Regions from separate parts of the Homo sapiens genome. Here region 1 is linked to region 2. The links are chromatin contacts, found by Hi-C in ENCODE. All regions are on one chromosome and are shown on one strand. Each heading gives the region's core, a stretch centred on a gene start or an enhancer-like site at or near the end of the contact. The rest is flanking DNA. Distances are from core to core; before and after follow the strand shown. Region 1 holds the start of CD5L (CD5 molecule like). Region 2 overlaps LOC105371457 (a long non-coding RNA gene).

Region 1 (6,620 bases), core at 827-3,326, 190 kb before region 2:
GGTCTTCATCCCAATTCCTGCTCAGTGCTGCAGCCAAAATACACACCTTAAATGTGTAACACCCTTCGGTGGCTTCTTGTGTCCTGTGGGATAGTGTCCTTCCTGGCTAAAAAGCTTCCTTTTCCTTTCTTCATGTTCTCACGCCTGTTCATAAAATACTATATTGGGAGGAAAAGTTTTCTTTTTCTTTTCTCTTCTTCTTTCACTCAATTTTCCACATGGAATGGGGAAAATATATTTCTGAATCATGAAGCCTGTGTTTGCTAATGGGTTTGTCTGCCCTCAAGCCACACAAAGTCTTTTCTTTTCCAAGGGTAAACTCTGTTGTGCACATCTAGCTCCTGAAGAATGGAGGTAAATGCATAAAGCCTTAGATCCCAGTGGCAGTCTAATGTAGTTCATCAACAGTAAAGATGATATTTTGAACCTTTTCTGAATTCTGTACCTATTACTGTGTCACTTCAGAATCTAGAGAGGGAAGGATGTGAATAGTTAGCATTTACAAACTCATTCATGATATACCCTCCATTATCTGGCTCTTGTTGCTACTTGCATATCATCTAGTGTCTTTACCTTTCAACATCAAGAAGCCCTGGCCCCTGATCACTAAGCAGGCTGTAATCCAGTCATTCCAAACTACCTGTGGTTCCTTGAATAAGTAATGCTGTTTCACTTGTCTGCATATGCATAGCAAAATCTTTTCCTATTCTGATTCTCCACTTAACTCATCCTAAACCCCTGCTCAAGTATCATCATTGCTGTGAAGTCTTCTCTGATTAGCTCCAAACATAGTAACCATTTCCTCCAAGGTTTCATTTCTTTTTCTTATTTTAGAGATGTGATCTCACTCTGTCACTCAGGCTGAGGTTCAGTGGCCTGATCATAGTTCACTGCAGCCTCAAACTCCTGGGCTCAAGCTATCCTCCCAGTTCGGCCTCCCAAAGTGCTGGGATTACAGATATGAGCCACCTCGCCTGGCCTCCAAAGTTTGTTATACTTTTCTCTCTTAACAGTGGTTTCCACATGTTATTGCAATTACTAGACCATATATTTTTACAGTGCAAAACTATCCCTTGTTCCTTCATGTACTGCCTCCACCCATCACATTGCCTGGCATTCATGAGTGCTAAAAACTTTTCATTGAATACAATACTAAGTAAATGAAGAAATGTGGGATTAAAAATGAATGCCTACAATGAACCAAGCTTTCTGCTGAGTTACCTGAATATTACAAAGAAGCAAAAATTATTACTGTAGAGGAACAATTACCCTGCTTGGAATGCAGAGATTATGTCAGCATACAAAATTGATTGCTTGATCAATCTGGAGTAGAATAGCTCATGAAGCATAGCTATACTTAATAATATAGCAAAGCAGAGGGGCCTGAGAGGGTCTTACTGCTTAATCTCTGTCCATCATGTCTTAGACCTACAGACAACTTGAGTTCAATGATTATGATGCCCCTCACCTCAGGGATCTGTTTCCATCCAGCTTCCAAAGATGGGCATACACCAGCACAAGCATAGAAAAATAACAAATCTGTATATTGGACCCTCTGCTTAGCAGTGAGAAAGCAGGTTTGAAGACAATAAAGCCAGGCCTGTATGTGGAGATTGGCACCATGACCCTGGATTATGTTTTATGGGATATGCCTCCAAGGGCAACTCTGCATTTATCCCATGGCCTCTGGCTTCCAAATTTTCTAGGCACTTCCCTCTGGGGTAAAGGAATCAAAATTGGCTTATTTCCCTTGCAAACCATCCTTGGCGACTAAGTACTGCCTTGTCTTCTACTGAGAGATGGCCATATTTTTGGCACCTGCCTTTCCTTGTGGGAGGTGTTTCCTCTGTTTACATAGCAAAGGGGCTGTAGGAGAGACAGACGGAGCTGGACTTACAGCAGAACCAAGTCATGATAGCCTGTTTCTATTTTGTTTTCAGCATTTTTCCGCCAGTTCTGGCCACCTCCTTTCCTCTGGAACATGCTGATTTCAGCAAGTCCAGCTCTGTCAGCTCTGCCCCCCGAGTCTATTGGTTTCTGATCATCTGATAATGCTTTGCCTGCACTCAGGACCTGTCTTTGTCCCTCCTCTTAACATACTTGCAGCTAAAACTAAATATTGCTGCTTGGGGACCTCCTTCTAGCCTTAAATTTCAGCTCATCACCTTCACCTGCCTTGGTCATGGCTCTGCTATTCTCCTTGATCCTTGGTGAGTATCTCTGCACCTGTTGGTTTAGGCTTCAGAGTTTTCTGGCACTTTGATTAGGAGAACTTTCTCCCCGCCAACCTGGAACAGATTTAGATGTTTTTCAAGGATGAGCTTCTTCCTCCTTTTTACATTTGGTAACTATTCTAATCCTTAAAAAGCCGCTTAATCCATACACATTTGTAATTCACTTTAACAGATTTTTTTCTATTTTCTTATATTTGTAATGACAGAGTCATGATAGTTTATCCCATTTCTCTTTTTACATAAGTGTTCCTAAATGTACTATTAGTAAGAAGACAAATGAATGGGCACCGGGCAGCAGCAAGTAGAGCCAGGAAAGGAAGTAGAACTGCAAGACAATCACCTTTCATTGATCATATTGTCTGGTTTCCTCTGAAAAGTGTTTCATATAATGTTTTTCTAGTTTTCTTCAGTTTCTCATTGCTTAGAGTAATCTAGAGATTAACCTAGTTAATCTGGTGATTGTGGAGCCAAGGAGACCTGGATTTCAATCCTGCCGTTTTGATTTCTTAGCGGTGTGAATTCGTAGGTTACCATACCTCTCTGAAATTTTGCTCTCTCATCTATGAAGTGAGGATAATATTATGTTCCTCAGAGGTTTTTAGGAGTATTTTTTTTTATAAGATAACTAATATAAAGCATCTAACAATGCCTGGTAAATCCCTATGCTAATCAATCACATCCACTTTTATGTCTTGATGATCTAGTACATCACCAAAGCCCACACAATCCTCTCAACTGGACACTTTTGTGTTCAATGTAAGGTACTGACCACATCTTAAACATCCATGCATCCCCCACATCACTCAACGGCTAGTCCTGCCCCTCATGGATATACTACTGGGTCTTCCAGGCTCATGTGCACTTCCACCTGCTTCATGAAGCCTTTCTGGCCTGTGCCTTCTGCAGTTACCCACCCTACTGCAGAGCTTCCAAGTCACTTACTGGCTATATCACGTTTGCACCTGCATATCAGGCTTGCCATGCTCACTTTCCTTCACATGTACACATGTTGGGTTGGGGTTATGCAATGATTCCCATATGTATAATATAACCTTGAGTTTTGGATAGTTGCAGAAAAGGCCTCATTGAGCCTGAGAGTGGCCACATTCTGAAGATTAAGGGAATGAGGGTAATGAGAGGTTATTTGGAAACCAAGAAAAGAAAATATTCCAGGATAAACCACTGAACTACTTGAATCTGCCTGAAAAACTGTAGGCTGGAGGTCCAAAGATATTTGCACCTTCTGAAAAATCCTATAAGATGGGGGTGGTGGGTGTTTTGCAGTTGAAAATGCATAGGCCTCAGGGACTCCTGGAGGTTACAGGGCCCAGGACTCTCTACAGCATTAGGAGGGACCTTATGGAGAAAGGAGTCCAAATATACAGAGATCCTGCAGGAAGAAACCCCCATGTTTTAAAGACAGGCTGGTGCTGGAATCTGGAGGTTTGGAACTACATATAGAGCTACTTCCTGAGCTATTCATCTAAATCAGCTAAAACAGCCTGCAAGCTGATAATGAGGTTTGTATTTTTAAATGGTAGGAAAAAAGCAAAAGAGAAATACTATTTTATGACACATGAAAATGACAAAAAATTTAAATTTCAGTGTCTAATAAAGGTTTAATGGAACATAGCCGTCCTCACTTGCATACATATATGTGGCTGTTCTCAGGCTACAATGGCAGAGCTGAGTGGTTGCAACAGACACTGTATGGCCCACAAAACTGAAAATATTACTGTCTGGCCTCTTACAGTAAGAGTTTGCTTACCTGGTCTAAATGCTGTGCCGATGAACACAGGCATATCCTGCCCCTTTGCCCTAATTTCTGCTCTGCCCACCATGGCATCTTTACCTCCACCGGCCAGTGCATCTTCCCAGTGGCCTCCAGCACTCTTTCCTGTTGAGCCAAGAGGCTGTATCACCACACTTTTCTTCAGGCAGTAACAACCAATCAATCTAATTGACTAGAATAGAAAACCAATCTATCCACCATCACGTGTGAAGAAAGCAGGCTGAACCAGTTAGCTGTGGTGGAATTGGTCTCTGTGATTCCTAGCCAGTGTCCCTGTGTCCTTGGAGGATGGTCATCCCAGAAGAAGAAGGTCCCAACAGGACTGACATTGGAGGCTCTGCATCTACCACTCTTGTCTCACACAGTTCTGTGAAGGCCTTCTAGAGTTGTGTTCTTTGAATAAAGCCTTGGAAATTGACCTCACTCATTTCCTTCTTTCTTCCCCAGCCATTTGCACCAGACCTGGATTCCTAGGTAAGATTTTTGGGGGTTTCTGAGAGGGAGGCCTCAAGCTTAGGAGAGGGAAAATTTTGAAGCTTCTTGAGCCACAGAGAAAGACTTGTTCAAAACAGGCCCAGCAGACTTCCTTTCTGGCTTCCTACCTCACCCACTCAGTCTTGTGTGGGCAGATTTCCACCTCCAGAATTTAGAAGGGTTTGGGTGGTTTATCCTGGCAGGGGGTACCTCTCCCCACTTGGTTTCTGTGGCCACTTGGCCAGCATCCAAGTAAGAGCTGGGTTCATTTCAGGTCTAGAATGCACTTCACTGCCTTATGGGCATACCTGAAAAATGAACTTCCTTTTGGTTTCTTCCTGTTGGTTTCCAGCATATCCAGGTCCCCCTGCCAGGCTTAATGGTGTCTTTGTTTGAATTAGAAATGCATTGTTGCTTGCAGCACATAGCTTGACCAGCAGAGCATAGGCTGGATTTCCTGCTCGGGGAGTCTTTGGGTAATGCACAAATGATAAACCCAAGGAAAGGGTGCACAGAGAGAATGAGTTTATAGAAGAGGGAGGCTATGGGTTGTGGATTATCAGTTTCTTGTATATTATCCTTCCAGTCTCCCCTTCTGCTTGATCATAGAGACTTTACCAGAGAGGGGCAGCCAGAAACATTGCTATTGGTGTGGAGAATCCTATACCCTGATAGATGCAACCTTCCTGGGTTCTCATCTTGACATTCAGATTAGCCCTTCTGTTTCCTCAAGCTGAATTTCTTGTTTTTAAAAAAGTAATTTTTTTTTATTTATTTCTTCTTTCCCTGAATTTCTTGTTTACTTATTTTTTGTTTTTTATTTTTTATTTATTTCTTCTTTCCCATGGCTATTTTAGTCTTCTACCCCATAGAAAATGAAAATTGATTAAAAATTGAGAATTTTGCAATCAGCAAGGAAAGAAAATATCCTGTTAATCCTGATAGCTAGTATTTCTTGGAGTATGCAATAATGCCAATCCAAACTCTAATGTCAGATACAATGACCCCCAAATTATTTACGGTTCATGCTACTCATGAAGATAAAAACGTTTCTGGATAACTGCTCTTACATTATATTTTTACCCAGATCTATAAGCCTTAAACTCAGTTGTGTGAAAATGAAAACTTTTCTTAGTTTTTTACGGTTTATATAAAAGCCCTATTTTTTATGGTTAACTTTTAATTGCTATCTCTAGCCTCCATTTTTATATTTTTTCCCAAAAAAATTTAAGCAAAGGAAAGAAACTAAAAAACAAATGCATGAAATAAACATAAGCTTCCTGATGCAGTTTAAAATTAGCCAGATTAGGCCAGGCGTGGTGGCTCACACCTGTAATCCCAGCACTTTGGGAGGCGAAGGCGGGCAGGTCACGAGGTCAGGAGATTGAGACCATCCTGGCTAACACAGTGAAATCCCGTCTCTACTAAAAATACAAAAAAATTAGCCAGGTGTGGTGGCTGGCGCCTGTAATCCCAGCTACTTGGGAGGCTGAGGCAGGAGAATGGTGTGAACCCAGGAGGCGAAGCTTGCAGTGAGCCGAAATCGTGCCACTGCACTCCAGCCTGGGCGACAGAGTGAGACTCTGTCTCAAAAAAAAAAAAAAAAAAAAAATAGCTAGATTAGAGTTTTCTCACTGAACTACTTCTCTTGGACTGATTCTAAACTCTGGGGACTTTGTGTGCAGTTGTGACAAGTTAGTCTGTGGGAAATCTGGTCCTCAGCAGTCACGTTCTATCCATGCATGCAACCTGGGTCATCCCATGTGGCCCATGTTGGCCCCTATTAAGCTGTTCATCTTCCAATAGGCCATAGACTTCCAGTCCAAACGTGGCCTCTCCTGGTGCACAAGAACTCTCTCAGCTAACCGTCTCTCTCCATGTAAGCATGGCAAATTCAGCCTCTGCTATATTGCTCTGAGGCTGCAGGAGGCTTGGTGGGATTGCCAAGCTTAATATAAGCTTCTTGAGGGCAGAACTCATCACTGTTCTCTGAGTTCACTAACTAACAAACAAACAAAACAGAAATGTAGTACGCACCTAACAAATGTTTGCTGTCTAATAGGCTCTTCCCTGGTCTCCCTACACAGCCATCTCCACTCTCCTTGCATGTCTTGGTGGAA
Region 2 (5,762 bases), core at 122-2,621:
TTTTTGCAAAAATGATAACAGAAATTACATTTTATTGTTTAAATTTTAATTTACTTGACTATTAGTGAAGTAGAATATAATCTTATGTGTTTCAGGGAGTGTTCTTTTTTTAATCAATAGTCCATTTAGGATAAAAATTTTTCACATTTTCAACAAGTTAAGATACTCTTTTCCTAACAAATTATGTGAGTTTTTTAATGAACTAAGGATAGTAATCTTTAATTAATTATGTGTGATATAGATATCTATGGTATGTCTTTTGCCTTTTACTTTTGTTTATGGTATCTTTAACCTACCAAGGTTATTTAATAGATTATGAACATGTGCTAATTTACCAAGATATCTTGCTTAGCCATAGGTTAAGACATGAGGACTTCTACTGAAACTTCTCTAAATATGGAACCAAGACTTCATCTGAGTTTGAGATTAAGAGAAGAAATTATCACAGGTAATGTGGAGACAAGTCACTTCTCCAATTGTGTTCTCTAAAGTGTGGTGTTTTGATGGTCAAAACCTCATAAAATTAGGTCCAGGAGAGAAAGAATTAGAAATAGGAATTGCTAACAGAAAAAGACCATTTCAGAATCATGGACTGAGGGTTACCGTTCAAGAGAACTATAACCCTTGGGCCACCCAGTCTATAGAGCAGCTTCATTTTTTGCAAAAGTGAATATGGTGGCATATAGATTAAAGTATTAATTATTTTCTGTGCTACACACTTACAGGAGAAAACTCTTAATATCCAAGACAAAAACAGTGCCTTGCTGATGAATGAAGAGACATGTGTGTCAAAAATATAACTGACAAAAGGCCGGGCATGGTGGCTCACGCCTATAAACCCAGCACTTTGGGAAGCTGAGGCCAGTAGATTGCTTGAGCCCAGAATTTCAAGAGCAGCCTGGGCAACATGGCAAAACCCCAACTCTACTAAAAAATAAATAAATAAATAAATAAATAAATAAATAAATAAATAAGAATATAACTGACAATGTAGGAGCCTCTTACAGGTTCCCTTGATGCTTCAGTTTCCTCTGTTTACTCTGCTTTTTGTGGTAAAATCATATTTACAAATTCTTCTCTTCCTGACAATTATAAATTCTTATCTCTCCCTTCCTTGGATTCGTTGAGTGAACCTATCTACACAAACTACTCTTAAAATGGACCTTTACCCTCTTTCCTGTCCATGGGCAATTACTGTGATTATTCTTTAGCAGCTACTGTTTCTTCAGCCCTTCTGCTAGGATAGGGCTGCTTTACATACACCATGTGGAGTCAAAAAAGAACAGAGAGAAGTAGTCACAAAAAGAGGAAGTAGTGGTTAGTGGGTTCTTGAGAAAGTTCTCCAAAGGTTACAAACTGAAAAGATTGAAAAATTAACAGTTCTATGCTAATCTCTGGTGTCTCCTTTTTGGCAGCTCCATGAGGAAGAAAAAATAATCTGTGACTTCTGTACCTTCTTCATGACCACCGGGCAAGACTGACTCTCTGACCAGTGCACAGGAGACTCATCAATATCTATCTAAGCCCTTTCTCTCTAACAGCTGCCAGAGTTTGGTCTTCTATCATCTCAGGCCAAGGAAGCGCAGTGGTTACACTCATCTCCACTCCGGTCACCTGCTTTCCATTTTATGCGAGCAGGTCCTGCCTTACAAAATAAACGTATCTGCTGAGAAATGCCAATGAGGGAGACAGAAGAGATCTTCAAAGGGAAAGGCAGATTTTGTAAGTGGTTGTTGATGGACCAAATTCCATGTTATAAATCTTCTCAGGGTGCAGTAGTTGATATAACTCCATTGAGATGGACCCTGAAAACAAATATGCACAAAAGGAATTTTACAGATAAATCCGTGTTCCATGCCTAGAATAAAGTAATACCATTATAATCATTATCTGCTTTCAATATCCAACCCTGCCATTTAGTTTCAGCTTCAGGTCCACCGGATCCTTCAAATATTTCTTCATACAATCTCCTTTTGTCCCTCAGGACCTGTTGGAAAGAAAGGCGTCCAATGCTAATAAGGAAAAGAGAAGAGCCTTCCTCTCCATGCAGGTTTAAGTCTACTGAAAGTGGAAATTACTCTTTTATTTATAAATACTGATAGGACTCTTTTGGTAGCAGGGAACATGGACCCACTTATGCAACCTTAAGTAAAAACGGTAATTTATGGTAAAGGAAAATGGATAGCTGTCAGAATTCTAAGCAGGAAGGTCATAAACAAGCTGGAATCAGAAAGTGGGAGGTTGTTGGGATCCTTGGAACTACCTCGACCCTGCAATCAGACAGACTCCTCTACCTGCCCTCTGTGTCCTTGGACAAACTGCTCAACCTCCCTATGCGTCAGTTTCCTCATCTGTAAAATGGGAACAATGATATCCATCTTTTAAGATTTTTGTGAGGATTGAATGAATTAAACAAGTAAAGAGATTGGATCTAGGTCTGAAATTTGCTAGCCACTCAAATACTAGTTATTTCATTGGTTGTTTCATATTTTCTGCCCACGTATGTTGACTTCTATTTTGTTTCTTTTAAATAATTTGCCACTTTCTGAAATTGTCTAATTTACCTAATTGCTGACTTGTAGAGCATGGGTCTTCTCCTCTAGTATTTAAGGTTTATCACACCCTCAGTAGAGGGAAGGCAATGAGTGTTCTGCTACATGTCCTGTTTGCTGGAGCGGAGAACTTTCAGCCTGTTTCTGACCCAGTCCTCTGAGTACCTCTGCTCTGAAAGTTGTAACTGTCTCTCTTTCCCAGGGCTGTTTCTATCTCCTTAGCCAAAAAGCCAGACTTCCTAGCCCAAGGAGGGGAGCTCAGTGAACCTCAACTATAAGGCTGAATCAATCAGGATTAATGTAGTTTCAAGCCAGACTGAGTAGATGACCATTACTACTGCTACTACTTTAAGTTCTGCCCCCTTTGAAGGATTTCCTTCATCACTTTCTTTCAAGAACAATACTAATTGTGGTTGCAGTAATACAACAGTCCACTTCCAGTTTTGCTAACATATTTTACTAAATCATCTGTGAAGCAAGCCCTGGTTTTCCTTCTGTAGTTATCTAGTTAAAAGGAGTTCCACATGAGGCTATAGATGTGAACTGCAGGAGAGGAGGGAATGCAGTAAAAGTTGGTACCTTAGCAGTCTGAGCCACCTGCTCATACAACTTACTTATGCCTTGTTAAACCCAGTCATATATACATCATATATATATAGATGTATTGCTGCTGTGCATGTACAATCTTGTGGCTACATAAAACCCCACTCATGATGAGCAGTTCGAATTGCAGATTGCGTGGTCACTTGATGTCCCATGTTAAGTATTAAGTTTTTAGTAAGGTCTAGGCAAACTTGATGCTGTATCCTAAAAGAACATTATCTCCAGAAGAGAGTATAACTTTTATCTAAAATTCTAGAAGTCTGTGCTCTAATTTTCCTTTTCTGACCCTTAGAAGCACTATACAACATCCATATTTTCTATAGTCATTTCAGGCTACATCGGATCTACCACACCACAAGTCTCAAGTGGTCAAGCAGCTTTCAAGGCAATCTGGAATTATTGCAGAGCCTTCTCTTGCCCTGAGCCTCACTCAGAATTAATAGTGTTATGGGCTCCTCAGCAAATGGGTAAGAGTTGTGCACGTAAATGAGGATATATTGCATACAAATTCCAAAGATATCCACCAGGTATTGTGCCTCTTCTTTAGTAATAAGAAGGTGCAAGATGCAGCAATTTGTTTTAACTCTGAAGACATTCTGACATGTGAATAACAGCATAATCTAACTTATAGGGGTTTCCTGAGAAGAAAATGAATTCCTTAGCCCAACACATGACATTAAGTAAGTGCTTAATAAGTATGAGCTATGATGATGATGACAATTATGTTTATTATTACTACCATACTTGAAATTTAAGCAAGACTGCATAGAGAAGGCCTTTTTAGATTTCCAAAACCTTCCCTTCTCCACCTCCCAACTGCAACATACTGCAATCAGAGGAGTAAAAGAATAGAAATAATGTCTGAGGTAGAAGTAATTGTATCTATATCTCTTCATAAAAAGTAGATATCAAATTCAAGAAGTCAGTTCTACCTGTGCAAACAGTTGTTATGTGCTGAATCATTTTACATGTAACAATATGTTCCAGTAAAGTCTTAGACCACTTTATGGTTTTTAACAAAAATGTGACAGAAAGTGTCCTCACTCCGTACTGATTCCATATGTTTGTGTGAACTTGTAGTCTGGGAAGGAGTGTGGAGAATGGCTCGGGGAACAGTGACCTCCACCTACAAGAAGATAAACAGGTCTTTGGGATTGAAGAACTTAACCCTCCTTAATTCTAGAAGAAATAGCTCTTTAGGAGCCTCTATGGGCTCTCTAATAGACAACTAATCTCTACTTTGGAAAAGAGAATAAATGTCTTGAGTTCAGCAGTCAAAAGCACTGATGGATGGACCTGGAATGAGAATGAGGGGAAAGGAAAGAAAAATAAGATTTGGGTCAAGGAGGAAGGTAGTCATCTGCTCCTGAACAGATAGTGCTCCTCAGTGTCTCCCTGACACTGTTTTCAGGGCCTGTCTATATCTCAGGAAGCGCCAGGGTCATTCAACCGTAGAATCCACTACTGGGAAGACCATTTTACATTCTTTCCAAAGAAGCTTCCTGGACACTGTTATGGTATCATTGTCACCCACAAGCTTCAGAGCACTGGCCACACACTCAGCCATGGAACTGTCATAGAAGAAACCTGGGATACTTGTAAAATCGATGGAGCACTAAGGACCCACTGGGTGAGGAAAAGCTGGGCAGTATATACTCTGGAAGTGGACTGGAGCAGTTTAGTGCATGCCAAGTTTGAGACAAATAGTCGTCTCTTTTTTATTTATTTATGTATCATATATGCCAGGCACTATTTGAAGGGCTTTCACATATTAACTCATTTAATAGTGATGAAGAAGTTGAGATTTTTGCCCAAGGAGAGAGCCAATAGCTTTTAGAGCATAGGACTTTTTGCAAGGTGTAGGCAAAATAGAATCTATAAGGAACCAAATGGTATATAGAAAATGGCAGATAAGAAGTACTCTCGAAAGATATCAAGTTTTTAGATTCTAATAGGAAATAGAGGACATGTTATTCTCTATAAAGTCTTTCTACCCTTATTAGACTAGAAATTACATAAAGATAAGGATCATGTCACTTTTGTCAATACTGTGCAACCAGTGAAACACAGTGAATACTCAGTAGATAATTGTTAAATGAGTGAATGAAGTCCCCCAGACACAGAAGCTAAGGAGACTTGAAACTTTCTAACAGGATAGCAGGTCTTAAAGTTCCTGGATAGCTTCTTGTCTACTTCAGCCATAATGTCACCCTGTATTTAAGAAGACTTAAAAACAAGAAAACAACTTCATTTCCTTAGGACCCATGGCAGAAGAAAGGCAATTAGCAAATAGCAGTATCCTTGGCTTCCCTTTTTCGAAATCTTCTAGGCAATGCTCATGGGTGCCACTGTGGAGAGCATCTGTACTCAGACCTGAATTGTATGGTCATTCTCCAAGATAAACTTCCTTTGGGTTTTCCAGGACAGGTCCTCATGTTGCTGTGGCCTTTGATGCTGGTTCTAGGTGAGTGGACACCGTGAATCTAGACCTGGATTGGGTGGGCACTGAGCGCTAACCTCAGATGCTCACAAAATCTTCTGTTGTATTTTGTCCTAAGGCAGTCTCTAGGCTGAGAGGGGACTGGGCAAATGTTTTTGGACTATAAG

What was found. A loop is a pair of places that touch in the nucleus more often than their neighbours do. Pooled maps may share reads with other maps.
Region 1: a loop to region 2 is called in a pooled map, with 1.9 times the contacts of the local background. The contact joins the promoter of CD5L here to the enhancer-like site in region 2. A Hi-C loop is called at or near these places in 2 of 37 single-sample maps with no recorded cell type and 4 of 50 pooled maps.

Annotation. Positions count from the first base shown.
Region 1 is chr1:157,837,264-157,843,883 of GRCh38, reverse strand. CD5L (CD5 molecule like) reads left to right here and starts at 2,076. Exons shown (of 6, transcript NM_005894.3): 1 at 2,076-2,210; 2 at 4,474-4,500. The coding sequence starts at 2,183.
Region 2 is chr1:157,648,865-157,654,626 of GRCh38, reverse strand. It overlaps LOC105371457 (a long non-coding RNA gene), which reads left to right. Exons shown (of 3, transcript XR_922184.3): 2 at 353-448; 3 at 1,416-2,443. Among named protein-coding and RNA genes, the nearest start is that of FCRL3-AS1, 44 kb to the left of the region's middle. Within about 2 kb of position 1,371, at least 3 of the 41 ENCODE cell types and tissues checked have a DNase peak (open chromatin) inside an H3K27ac peak, as active enhancers do.